2 separate regions of the Homo sapiens genome follow, and region 2 is linked to region 1. The links are chromatin contacts, found by Hi-C in ENCODE. All regions are on one chromosome and are shown on one strand. The core of a region is the stretch at or near the end of the contact, and the rest is flanking DNA. Distances in the headings are between cores, read along the strand shown. Region 1 holds the start of MATN1-AS1 (MATN1 antisense RNA 1). Region 2 holds the start of TMEM39B (transmembrane protein 39B).

Region 1 (6,149 bases), core at 1,134-3,633:
CCTTGGTTCCCGACCAGTCTGAGCCCCTTGAAGACATTGCAGACAGGCCAGATGCTTATGGGAGGAGTGAAGGTGTGGCCTCCGCCACCAGCCTGCCTGGGTTCACGCCCTGCTCCACCATACTAGCTGTGCCACCCCGAGCAAGTGACGTCATGTCACTGGTGCTCGGTTTCCTCACCTGTAAAATGGGAGTAATGATAACACCTTCTCCAAGTGCTGCTGAGGACTGAGTTCAAAAGCATAAGGCTTCCCATCATGGCATTTGATAATTTTTAATTTCATAATTCTCCGAGGGCAGGGGCTCAGAAATGGAAGGGCTGTGCTGCCACCTGTGCTGTCAGTGAGGGCTCCAGGCAGAGGGCTGAGCGTTTCCCAGGACTTGTATCCTCACTGTCATGTTCAGGGCTCAGCACAGAACCTGAGGCTAAGCCAGGTGTCCTCTGTTCCTGTGGCACCCCCACAGGCTCCAGCACTTCCCCACTGCAGCCTTCGTTAGCCCGAGTCGCCACTTCCCTGCTCAGGGCCCCAGCTCAGGGGAGGTTCTTTCTTATCCCTCCTCCATACCCCACTCTCTAGCACACAGTGGATAAATGAACATGATTCTGCTCGGAGGTGGTATCCCCATTTTACAGATGGTGAAACTGAGGCATAAGAAGCTTAAGCAACTTGCTCAGCCAATAAGTGGGAAAAGCATTCACAGAGACAACAGCATATAATCCCAGCCATTACCACCCCTTAGAGAAATGACGTATCAGGCAGCCTGTCGGTCTTGGGGCCAACTACAAGTTTCAGCACGGGGTGCTGTAGATGAAGCTGATGGTTGAGGTGGTGGAGAGGGTGAAGGAGATGGGGGTGGTGGCGTGGGGTGGGCAAGTGAGGAGAGAGCTCCTCCAGCAGGTGACACAGCGGCGCTGGGGGAGCTGGCACCAGACTCCAGGTGTTCAGCCTGGAGTTCACCTGTGGGAGGACCCAGCAAGGTGGACAATCTGAAAGCTGGGTTGCAGGGAGGGGAGTAGGGACTCGAGGAGGCAGTGGGCCTCGGGATGGCAGCGAATAGTCACAGCTAGATTTTCAGAGCCAGGAGCCCAGGCCCCTGGAGAGGAAGAGATTGTACAAAGTCACTCCCCAGGTAGCCCAGGGTAATGATGGTAAAAATAATAGTTGCCCCTTCTGGCTTCTAACCAGGAGTCATCTCACTCAACCTCACCACAACCCTTTTTACAGTTGAAGACACTGAGGCTCAGGAAGGTGACCTGTAGCTTGTGGAGCTGCATTTCTAAACACGGCCTGTCTCAACTGCCTGTCATCAGGACAGGGTGTCAGGACCTGGGGCTAAGGATGGGACCCAGGAATCAGAAACAGACCCAAGTCAGAAGCAGAGAAGCAGCAAAGCGGGACTGGATGCCTAACCCAGACTGGGCAGAGCTGGGAGCGCCCTAGCCTCAGGGCGGGTGCAGACAGGGGGTCACGAAGCCGGATCTCAGTGACAGAGTCCGCCACCTCTTTCTTTCCAGGGTACAGACCAGAGGAGCCTAGTGGGAGGGGAGCAGGCAGATTCTTTCCCTCTCTGGCAGGGGCATGTATCATACCGGGGAGTGGAGGAGGATAAGGGCGGCATCTTTCTTGGGTTGGTCCCTTGGGCATCCACATGGGAGTGGCCCTCCGTCGGTTCCCTGGTCCAGGGTCCCCGGTCTTACCGGGACAAGGACAGCAAGACGGGAGACGGCAGCCCCATCCCTTAGCTTCGGCTGCCATCTGGTGGCCAAAGCGCAGAACTGCACCATGTGGAACCACCGGATCCCCCCACCCAGCCCCGGCCGGGCCTCCCGGGGGCACGAGGGGCGTGGCACGACTCCCACAGCCATCAGCCTGAGGACCCTGCCCTCAGCCGCCTCAGTCTGAGGGGAAGGCATGGCCCTGACCTTAGAGACCCCAATTTGGCGATGGGGCATCACATCCCTCCGGGCATCTCAGAGCTGCCTGCCCGAGGGAGGCGAAGCAGATGGAAAGCCCCCCAGCCACGTCTCTCAGTCAGAGGAAACGGGTCTCCTCTTCGGCCAGCCGGGTCCTCTTCCCCCGGGTGCCGCCTGGCTGTGCGACCCGGCAGTCCTCCCGCCTCTCCGGGCCTCAGCCTCCTCTCCTGGACAGTCCCGTGGGCTTCCGGGAGCCCGGTGTCACACCGCCCCGCGTGTCGCAGGTGGTCATCGTGGTGACAGACGGGAGGCCCCAGGACAGCGTGCAGGACGTGTCTGCGCGGGCCCGGGCCAGCGGCGTCGAGCTGTTCGCCATCGGAGTGGGCAGCGTGGACAAGGCCACGCTGCGGCAGATCGCCAGCGAGCCGCAGGACGAACACGTCGATTACGTGGAGAGCTACAGCGTCATCGAGAAGCTGTCCAGGAAGTTCCAGGAGGCCTTCTGCGGTGCGCGGGCAGGCGGGGGCGGAGCCAGGGCAGGGGCGGAGAAGGGGAGAGCGGCGGGGCGGGGCCAGGGCTGGAGGCGGGACCGAGGCTGAGGCGCAGACGGAGCCAGCGCCGGCGCAGGGCAGGGGCGGGGCCGGGGGGGGGGCAGAGGCGGAGACGGGAGAGAGATAGAATGTCAGTGCCGGGGCGGGGCCGGGGAGGAGCCGGGGGCGGAGGCGGAGACGGAGAGAGTCAGCGCCGGGGCGGGGCAAGGGTGGGGCCAGGGCAGGGGCGGAGACGGAGAGAGCGGCGGGGCGGGGCCAGAGCAGGCAGGGGGCGGGGCCAGGGCAGGGGCGAAGACGGAGACAGTCAGTGCCAGGGCGGGACCGGGGCGGAGGCGGAGAGAGTCGGCTCCAGGGGCAGGGCCAGGGCTGAGCGGGACGAGGCCGTGGCAGGCGCAGAGACTGAGAGTCCGCGCTGAGGCGGGCCAAGGCTAGGGGCGGAGCCAGCGCTAAAGTGAAGACAGAAAAAGTCAGCGTCGGGGGGCGGGGCCACATCAGAGGGCGGGGCCTGGCTGGGGCGGTAGCCTATAAAACGGCGGGAACTGAGTTACACGGCAACATCAGGGCGGGGCCAGGGCTAGGGACACGGCTTAGGTGGATTGGGGGTGGAACCTGGATTAGACTGAGGTGGTGCCAGCACCAGGGGTGGGGCCGTAGCTGGGGCGGAGCCTGATAACGGAGGAGGGTCTCCAGCCCCAGGTTAAGGGAGTTGGGGAGAGGCGATGTTAAGAGTCCTTTTATGGCCGGGCGCGGTGGCTCACGCCTGTAATCCCAGCACTTTGAGAGGCCGAGGCGGGCGGATCACGAAGTCAGGAGATCGAGACCATCCTGGCCAACATGGTGAAACCGGTCTCTACTAAAAATACAAAAAATTAGCCGGGCGTTGTTGCGGGCGCCTGTAGTCCCAGCTACTCGGGAGGCTGCGCCAGGAAAACGGCGTGAACCCGGGAAGCGGAGCTTGCAGTGAGCCGAGATCGTGCCACTGCACTCCAGCCTGGGCGACAGAGCGAGACGACTCCGTCTCAAAAAAAAAACAAAACAAAAAAAAAAACCGCACACACAAAAAACAACAGAGCCCTTTTATGTGGCAGAATCCTGGCAGGGACCAAGGAGGGCCCAGAGCTCAGGAAGGAGAGCTCCCAGAAAACCTACACATGTTTCTGTGTCGTGAGTTTTGGGTGCCAGAGTTTTCTGTGATGCGGGAGAGTCTGAGAGGCCTGGGCACTGGCAGGAGAAGGTTCAGAGCCCTTCTCGGAGGGGAGGTGTGTGTGTGGGTCTTTGGGATGTGACCCGCAGGGGCAGGGTGTCCAGTAGGACAGGATCAGGGTTAGGGCAGGGACTTTACCCATTTGTAAAATGGGTCTAAGAAGAGCATGCACGTTATTGAGAGGATCCAGTGAGATAATGCAAAATGTAACCCTCATTATATGGTATTTGACAGATAGGTGCTGTGTTCATTGTATGCTGTTCTAGACACTTGGGTGTCTTGATACAGCAGTGAACTAAACAGACTAAAGGCCCTAACCCTTGGCCTTTACCTTTTTAGTGAGACTTTTCATTCTTATCATCAGCATTATAACCTTCTTCAGGGATCTAGGCACTGGTGCAATGATTCCAGACGTGGGCTGAGAGTCGGGGGCCTGGGCCCCAGTATGTTGGAGATCTTAGTTTCCCTGAGTCTGGATGGGGCCTGGTATCCACAGTCAGGGAGGGACAACCTGTCTGTAGTGCCCAAGGCACTATGACTGTGAGATCTGAGCTACTTATTGTCCCCGCAGTGGTGTCAGACCTGTGCGCCACAGGGGACCATGACTGTGAGCAGGTGTGCATCAGCTCCCCCGGTTCCTACACCTGCGCCTGCCACGAGGGCTTCACTCTGAACAGCGACGGCAAGACCTGCAATGGTCAGTGGGGTGGACACAGGCTCGCCCTGGAGAGGGTGTGGAGGGGAGGTGATGGGGCCTCCCCAGGAAACCCATTCAAGCCTCCCTGCACCATACCTCTGAACCAATCTTCAAAGCAGACAGATGCCTTTTAGAGTTTGGTATCTGCAGAAGTTCTCACCTGACTTCTGTCCCTGTTTTCAACACAATGGGCGGTGGGTTTAGTGTGGTAGAAGGACTCACATAGTCTCAAAATCAAATCCTGGTGCTACCACTTCTGAGCTGTGTGATCTCACAGCTATTGGAGTTTCAGTTTCCAATACTGTACAGTGGGACCAGTCACCTTGGCTTTATAGAGGCAGTTCTGAGGGCACAATGTAATGATCCTCAGCACAGAGCTTGGTGTGTGGTGGGTGTCCAGCCGGGGAGCAGGATGGTTGACTATGTCCTTCAGCTTCAGCCCGTTGCCTTCCTGTCCTCCACAGTCTGCAGTGGTGGTGGTGGCAGCTCGGCCACTGACCTGGTCTTCCTCATTGACGGATCCAAGAGTGTGAGGCCAGAGAACTTTGAGCTGGTGAAGAAGTTCATCAGTCAGATCGTGGATACGCTGGACGTGTCAGACAAGCTGGCCCAGGTGGGGCTGGTGCAGTACTCAAGCTCTGTGCGCCAGGAGTTCCCCCTGGGTCGCTTCCACACCAAGAAGGACATCAAGGCGGCTGTGCGGAATATGTCCTACATGGAGAAGGGCACAATGACTGGGGCTGCTCTCAAGTACCTCATTGACAATTCCTTCACTGTGTCCAGTGGGGCTAGGCCCGGGGCCCAGAAGGTGGGCATTGTCTTCACTGATGGCCGGAGCCAGGACTACATTAATGATGCTGCCAAGAAGGCCAAAGACCTCGGTAGGTGTTGCCTGCCTGGACCCTGGACACCACTGATGGCCAGGGGTACACACGGGTATAGCCCAACTGTAGTTTATCTTGGTGTCGTCTGATTAGTGCCCTAAACCCAGGTGAGTTTGAATGAGGAGGATTGGTTAGTCCAATTCTCTCTTATACCAATGACAAAATTGAGGCCCCAGAAAAGTAAGTGGCTTGTTTTGATGGTCCTTTTGTAAGTGAGGCTTGGAACTTTTCCAGCTGGATATTCCCAAGAACACATCAACTATTGGAAGGCAACTCTACTTTGGAACAAGCCCGAGTCTGTTTTGTAACCTATTAAATGAGGAAAAAATAACCACCAGATGGATGATTATTAGGGTTAAATGAAGCTTGCTGTACAAAGCTTCCAGTACAGGAAGTCACTATAGGGTCTGACACAGAGCAGAACCTCAGTAAATATTGATTTTCTCATTGTCCTTGTTCCAGGCATTGTGCTTGCAATTCCAGCAGCTGCCAGCAGGAGGTGTCTGGTGTTGGCTGCCTAAGCCTTCCCCAGGAGGCTCAGCCATATGGTTGCCCATCCCCATGTCCAGCCTTACTTCTCCTGTTCCTCCTGGCAGGCTTTAAGATGTTTGCTGTGGGTGTGGGCAATGCCGTGGAGGATGAGCTGAGGGAAATAGCCTCAGAGCCTGTGGCAGAGCACTACTTCTACACGGCTGACTTCAAGACCATCAACCAGATAGGCAAGAAGTTGCAGAAGAAGATCTGTGTGGGTGAGTGAGGCCAGGGCTGGCATTGATGGGATTTGCAGGTGGGGCACTGTGGAGGTGGAGCCATCCTGGAACTGGGTGTGGGTGGGGAAAAGCAGGGGCCGAGGTGGCACCAAGAGTTGGCAGAACCAGAAGGTGGGCTGGCGCTTACAGC
Region 2 (6,149 bases), core at 2,258-4,757, 1.4 Mb before region 1:
TCATCTCCACTACTGGATTAAGACTCTCAGCTCCTGGCCGGGCGCGGTGGCTCACGCCTGTAATCCCAGCACTTTGGGAGGCTGAGGCGAGTGGATCATTTGAGGTCAGGAGTTCGAGACTAGCCTGACCAACATGGTGAAACCCTGTCTCCACTAAAAATACAAAATTAGCCGGACATGGCGGCACACACCTGTAATCCCAGCTACTCGGGAGACTGAGGCAGGAGAATCGCTTGAAACTGGAAGGCGGAGGTTGCAGTGAGCTAAGATTGCGCCATTCCACTCCAGCCTGGGCAACAACAGCGAAACTCCGTCTCAAAAAAAAAAAAAAAAAAAAAAAAAGAAGAAAAGAAAAGAAAAGGACTCTGAGCTCCTTTAGGCAAAATCTTTGTCAGATTCATCTCCCATACACTTACAGTGCCCAATGTGCTACTAAACACACTAGGAGTATTCAGTGAATCATCAGTTTCCTGTTCCTTCAGCACCTTCCATGTTCAGCATGGAGCCAAGTGCACAGTGGTGCTTAGTAGGATATGCTAAACTGAAACCAAAAGAAACACACACACACATACACACACACGCACACACACACACACACACACACACCCTTGTTGGGTACCTACCAGGGAGGTGTGGGAGGGTGGGTGGGAAGGTGGATACCACCACACTGTCTTGTAGATGTTGATGTAGTGGACGAAGAGTGCTATGAGCTGGCAGAAGAAGAGCTGCAACTCAAACAGAATGCTGGCCTGGACTGGCAGCTCGGGGATCTTGCAGTGCTGTAGAGGCACAACAGTTTGGGTGGCCAGAGGAGGGCTGGAGAGGCCTGTTCCAGAACTGCTCCTGACAGTGGGGAGGGAACAACATCAGCAGCTGACCTGAGAATCCTACCAGGAAGGGCTTCTGAGGCAAAGGATTGTGGGATAAGATCAGAAAAGCAGCTCATAGCAAGGACGGGGTCTTCCTAATCCTGCTTGTCAGACAAAGGAACCCGACAAAGCCTTTTCCTATCCCTAATCTTATTCAGGTCTTCCAACACCCCCTAGGAGAGAAAGAATTATTAGGTCCATCTTACAGATGAGGAAAAGGAGGCCCAGAGAAGGGAGGCAACTTGTCCAAGCCATCAGCAAATCTGGAGCAGAACTGTAATTAGAATCCAGGCCTTTGGATTTATTCTACCATGTCCCACTGCATCTGTCCAAGTGATCACCCTCAACTGAGCTCCCTCTGGATCTTTTCTGCTGCTTACTCCCCTCTAAGCCCCCACTGGCATCTAGGATTTCACATCTTAGAATCCAGTCAGAGAGAGCCCTGTCCACATCGTCCCTGTGAGGCCACAGTGAGGGGTGAGACAGAGAGGTGGTTTACCTGGTGCGGGAACGAACACTGGTCACCGATGCACTGGAAGTGTGGCTTCCACTAGAGCCCCCCGAGGATCCCGGCTCACAGAGCGGATTTCGACAGTAAGATGTCCTGTTGGGACCTCTTCGTCCTCCTGTGGGGCTCAACATAAAATAGAGCCTCAAGCCAGGGGGCATATATCAAGGATAACAGCAATGATACCAGCTGCCAGTCACCTAGTATCTCACTTTATCATTTAATCCTCACTGAGACCTATGATCTGGCCCCTTCTTACATCTTCAGCTTCATCCCCTATCATTCTCTACCTCACACCCACCCTCTACCACCCGCCCCATGCTCTAAACATCTTGATCTTTCTTTCCTCAGCAAGCCAAGCTCATTGCTACCTCTAGCACTTATAATATCCTATCTGGAAAGCCTTTCCCGGACTGCCATTTCTGAAGTTTTGAAGTAACTCCCCATCACTCTCTCTCCAATTTCTATTCTTTTTTTCCACCAGAATTCACTCTCTGAAATTATCTTACTCATTTGTTAATATGCTTATTGCTTGTCTGTCCTATTACAATGAAAGGTCAATGAGGTCAGTTACCTTATCTTTTTCACTGCTATATCCCCTACCTCAGTGCCCAGCAAGTATATGTTGATGAGTGAATGAACCCAGCAAGGTAGGTTTTTCACACATTAGGAAACTCAGCTTACACTATGTCACAGTATCGTGGCTGGGTCGTGTGCTCTCAACTCTGGTACACATTGGGCCCCATTCAGACATAAGTTTCTGGAGGCCTATAACTCTGGGTAACTTTGGGACAGCTTTTTCATCCAGGGCCCCATGATTCAGCTCAAAGGGCATTCTGGGATCTCATGGGCAGGACCCAGGGCCTAAATAAAGGGTCAAGGATATGGCTGGGAGAATCCTGTGGCTGTGGACTGAAAAATTGGACCTACTAGGCTGAGCAGTCTAGCCCAAGCTCCCACGCACCACTTCGCACAAAAGTTCTGCACAAAGCTCCTAAGCACCTAAAAAAGTCACAACCTGACTGGGTGTGGTGGCTCACGACTGTAATCTCAGCAATTTGTGAGGCCGAGGCGGGAGGATCGCTTGAGACCAGGAGTTGGAGACCAGCCTGGGCAACATGGCGAAACCCGGTCTCTATTAAAAAATATATATACATACATATACATATTTTTAAAAAGTTATAACCTGTTCATACCTCTTCACAGTAACACAGCAGCCTCCATTCACATACACCCCACGCCGTAGCATCTCAGCTCGGAAGCGTTTCCCACACTTCGGAGCCAATTTTGGGCTTGGATGTATGCCCAAAATTATAAACCTCCACAAGTCTCTAAAAAGTACCTGGCGAAGAGCTCTGCCCTCCATAAACCCCCAGACCAGAAGCTCTGTTCATACGCTGTTATACTTGGCTTAGAAAATCCCACACAAACACCCTTAGTCCAGTCCAGAAGCTCTGCCCACACCCACTCTCCTCTCTTTAGAAGCTCTGCACCCACATAAAGCCCCTCAGCCCAGAAGCTCCGCCTACACACAACTGTCAGCCCAGAAACCCCGCCCACAAGCCAATAAAAGCCCTCTCAGCCCAGAAGCCCCACTCCAGAATGGGCTCCCTCAGTCGGAAGTCTCCCCGCTCCACCGCCCCCAGTGTAACCCCTCCAACCCAGAAACGCCGACTGCACTAGCGCCCCCTGCCCAGAATCTCCACCCTTAGCGCTGAAGCCACGCCCACTGGTAAGTCCCGCCCCCCTTTCTAGCCCCGACGAGCTGGTCCTCACGAAAGCCCAAGCCCCCACAGGGCTTCGTCTTAGAAGCCCCGCCCACCGTCCAATGTCCCGCCCCCACAACAGAGGCCCCACCCCGCAAAACGACAGGAGGGGGCGGGATCCCGTCTGCGCTCGCATCCCCTCCCCCTCCCGTCACCGGGCTCCTGTCCGCGTGGAGCAGCAATTAGCAGCCTGGCCATCCTAACCCGTGCGCCCGCTCGTTGCCAGGCCGAGCCTGAGCCGCTCTGCTCACCCATCTCCTCCCCCCGGTGCTCTCCGCTTCGCCGCCGCAGCTCCTGCGGGCAATATGTCGGAGGCGACGGCGGCCGGGAGAGGACTAACCGCCGCAGCCCAGTCCCGGGTATCAGCCGCGCGCTCCCGCCGCGCCGCTACATTTGCATACAAGGCGGGCTGGAAGCTGGCGCGCGCTTCTTAAAGGGGCCGCCCGGACGGAGGCGGTGCCTGCGCGCTCTTTGTCTCTCGGTCCCCCACGCCCTTCCTGCAGCTGCTGGTGAAGAGACTCAAGAGGGAGGGGAACGGAACCCACCTCCTGCTCTTCCCGTGCGTGTCTTCTCTCAGCATCTCCTGGACCGGGGCGGCGGCGACCGGAGGAGGGTGCGGAGCCGCCTCTCCGCTCCCCTAGGGGTGGACCATATCCCTGACCGGTCCGCAGGCACCTCCAGCCCAGCCCCACGTTGCGCTTCATCCTTCTCTTAGGCCTCACTGCGCTTTAGTCCACCCCAGTCAAAATCCAGGAGTCATTTCCTCCCTCCCTCGGCCCCCACATCCGATCTTTGCCTTAGTCTTTGTGAGCCTAAGTCCTAAATATTTCTCACATTTGACGTTACTCACCGTTCTCATTGTCAACACCGTGGTTCAGATCCTGACTGCCATTTCCCAGCCTTGCAATCTTGTTTTTTTATGCTTTACGATGAGGCTGCTGATGGTCACCGTGTAGGTTTCGGTGAGGGTTAAATGAAATAGAGCATGCAGAACTGAGTCTGTTTTAGTATTAGCCATCACGATGTTTGGAGAAGCATTGACTAAATGAGCTACATTTATTGTCATTAGGATTCTTCCCTCACAAGACCTACAAGCAGTTTTAGTCATCTTGTAGCTCCATTGCTTAGCACAGTGCTTGGCACTTAATAGCAGTATTCAATTAATTGAATGAATTAGTAGATATTTCATTAATAGTCATAGAGCTTACAGTCAAGTGGGAGGAGATAGACATGAACAAAATTGGTAAATTCTGTAGTATGTTAGATGGGAATGGTGTGAAGGAAAAACAGGAAAGGGGGATGGGGTTGCAGTTTTAAATAGGGCAGGCAGAGCAGGCTTCAGAGTTGACTTGAGTAAACACATGAAGGAAATGAGTGAGTCAGTGGTGCAGATTTCTGGAGAAAGGGGGCATTTCAGGCAGAGGGAATAGTTAGTGCAAGGTCCCTCAGGCAGGAGGGTGTATTTATTTTATTATTTTGTTTTTTGAGGGGATGGAGTCTCTGTTGCCCAGGCTGGAGAGCAGTGGCTCGATCTCGGCTCACTGCAACCTCCACCTGCTGGGTGCAAGCGATTCTCCTGCCTCAGCCTCCCAACAAGCTGAAATTACAGGCGTGCACCACCATGCCCGGCTAATTTTTGTTTTTGTTTTGTTTTGTTTTTTTGAGACTGGAGTCTCCCTTTCTGTTGCCCAGGCTGGAGTGCAGTGGTACGATCTCGGCTCACTGCAACCTCCGCTTCCCGGGTTCAAGCGATTCTCCTGTCTCAGCCTCCCAAGTAGCTGGGATTACAGGCACCCGCCAGCATGCCCGGCTAATTTTTCCATTTTTAGGAGAGGCGGGGTTTCACCATGTTGGCCAGGCTGGTCTCAAACTCCTGACCTCAAATCATCCACCCACCTCGACCTCCCAAAATGCTGGGATTACAGGTGTGCACCACCACGCCTGGTCTAATTTTTGTTTTTTTGTTTGTTTGTTTTTTTGAGACGGAGTCTCACTCTGTCCCCAGGCTGGAGTGCAGTGGTGTGATCTCGGGTCACTGCAACCTCCACCTCCCGGTTTCAAGTGATTCTCCTGCGTCAGCCTCCCAAGTAGCTGGGACTACAGGTGTGTGCCACCACACTTTGCTAATTTTTTGTATTTTTAGTAGAGATGGGGTTTCACCATGTTAGCCAGAATGGTCTCAATCTCCTGACCTCATGATCCGCCTGCCTTGGCCTCCCAAAGTGCTGGGATTACAGGCACGTGCCACCACCACCGGCTAATTTTTGTACTTTTTAGTAGAGACGGGGTTTTACCTTGTTGGCCAAGCTGATCTTGAACTCCTGACCTCAAGTGACCTGCCAGTCTCGGTCTCCCAAAGTGCTGGGATTACAGGCGTGAGACACCACGCCCAGCCAAGAGGGTGTGTTTGAGAAATAAGGAGGCAAGTGTGACACAGGTATAGATATAAGAGTAGGACATGAGAAGGGATAGATCATGTAGGGCTGTGTGGCTTTTACTTTGAATGAGATGCAGAGCTATTATAGGGTTTGAACTTCTATTTAAAAGAACTATTCCAGCTGTATGGTGAGAATAGACTGCAGGGGCACCAAGGTGGAAGCAGGGAGACCAGGCAGGAGGCTGTGGCAATGATCTTAGCAAGAGATGTTGATCGTTTGCACCAGGTTGGGTGAGATGGTGAGACATGGTTGAATTCTGGATTTGAAGGTAAAGTCTACAGGATCTGTTGGGCTGACTATGGTGGCTGATGCCTGTAATCCCAGCACTTTGGGAGGCTGAGGTGGAAAGATTGCTTGAGCCCAGGAGTTTGAGACCAGCCTGGGCAACAAAGTGAGACCCTGTCTCTACAAAAAAAAAAATTTAAAATGAGCAAGGTGTGGTGGCATGTGCCTGTAGTCCCAGCTACTTGGGAGGCTGAGGTACGAGGATCACTTGAGCCCTGGGAAATTGAGGCTGCAGTGAGACGTGATAGTGCCACTGCACTCCAGCCTGGGAAATGTAGAAAGA

What was found. A loop is a pair of places that touch in the nucleus more often than their neighbours do. Pooled maps may share reads with other maps.
Region 2: a map of CD8-positive, alpha-beta T cell shows a loop between it and region 1 (6-fold over the local background). The contact joins the promoter of TMEM39B here to the promoter of MATN1-AS1 in region 1. A Hi-C loop is called at or near these places in 2 of 168 maps with a recorded cell type or tissue (CD8-positive, alpha-beta T cell and naive thymus-derived CD4-positive, alpha-beta T cell) and 10 of 50 pooled maps.

What each region holds. Positions count from the first base shown.
Region 1 is chr1:30,715,006-30,721,154 of GRCh38, reverse strand. MATN1-AS1 (MATN1 antisense RNA 1) reads right to left here and starts at 2,383. Exons shown (of 4, transcript NR_034182.1): 1 at 1,590-2,383. MATN1 (matrilin 1) reads left to right here. Exons shown (of 8, transcript NM_002379.3): 3 at 2,198-2,420; 4 at 4,240-4,365; 5 at 4,830-5,246; 6 at 5,846-5,998. RefSeq lists silencers at 1,771-1,860, 2,421-2,940, 2,981-3,160 and enhancers at 1,518-2,093, 2,191-2,360.
Region 2 is chr1:32,070,297-32,076,445 of GRCh38, reverse strand. TMEM39B (transmembrane protein 39B) reads right to left here and starts at 3,507. Exons shown (of 9, transcript NM_018056.4): 1 at 3,395-3,507; 2 at 1,369-1,495; 3 at 624-843. The coding sequence starts at 3,398. RefSeq lists an enhancer at 3,503-4,108.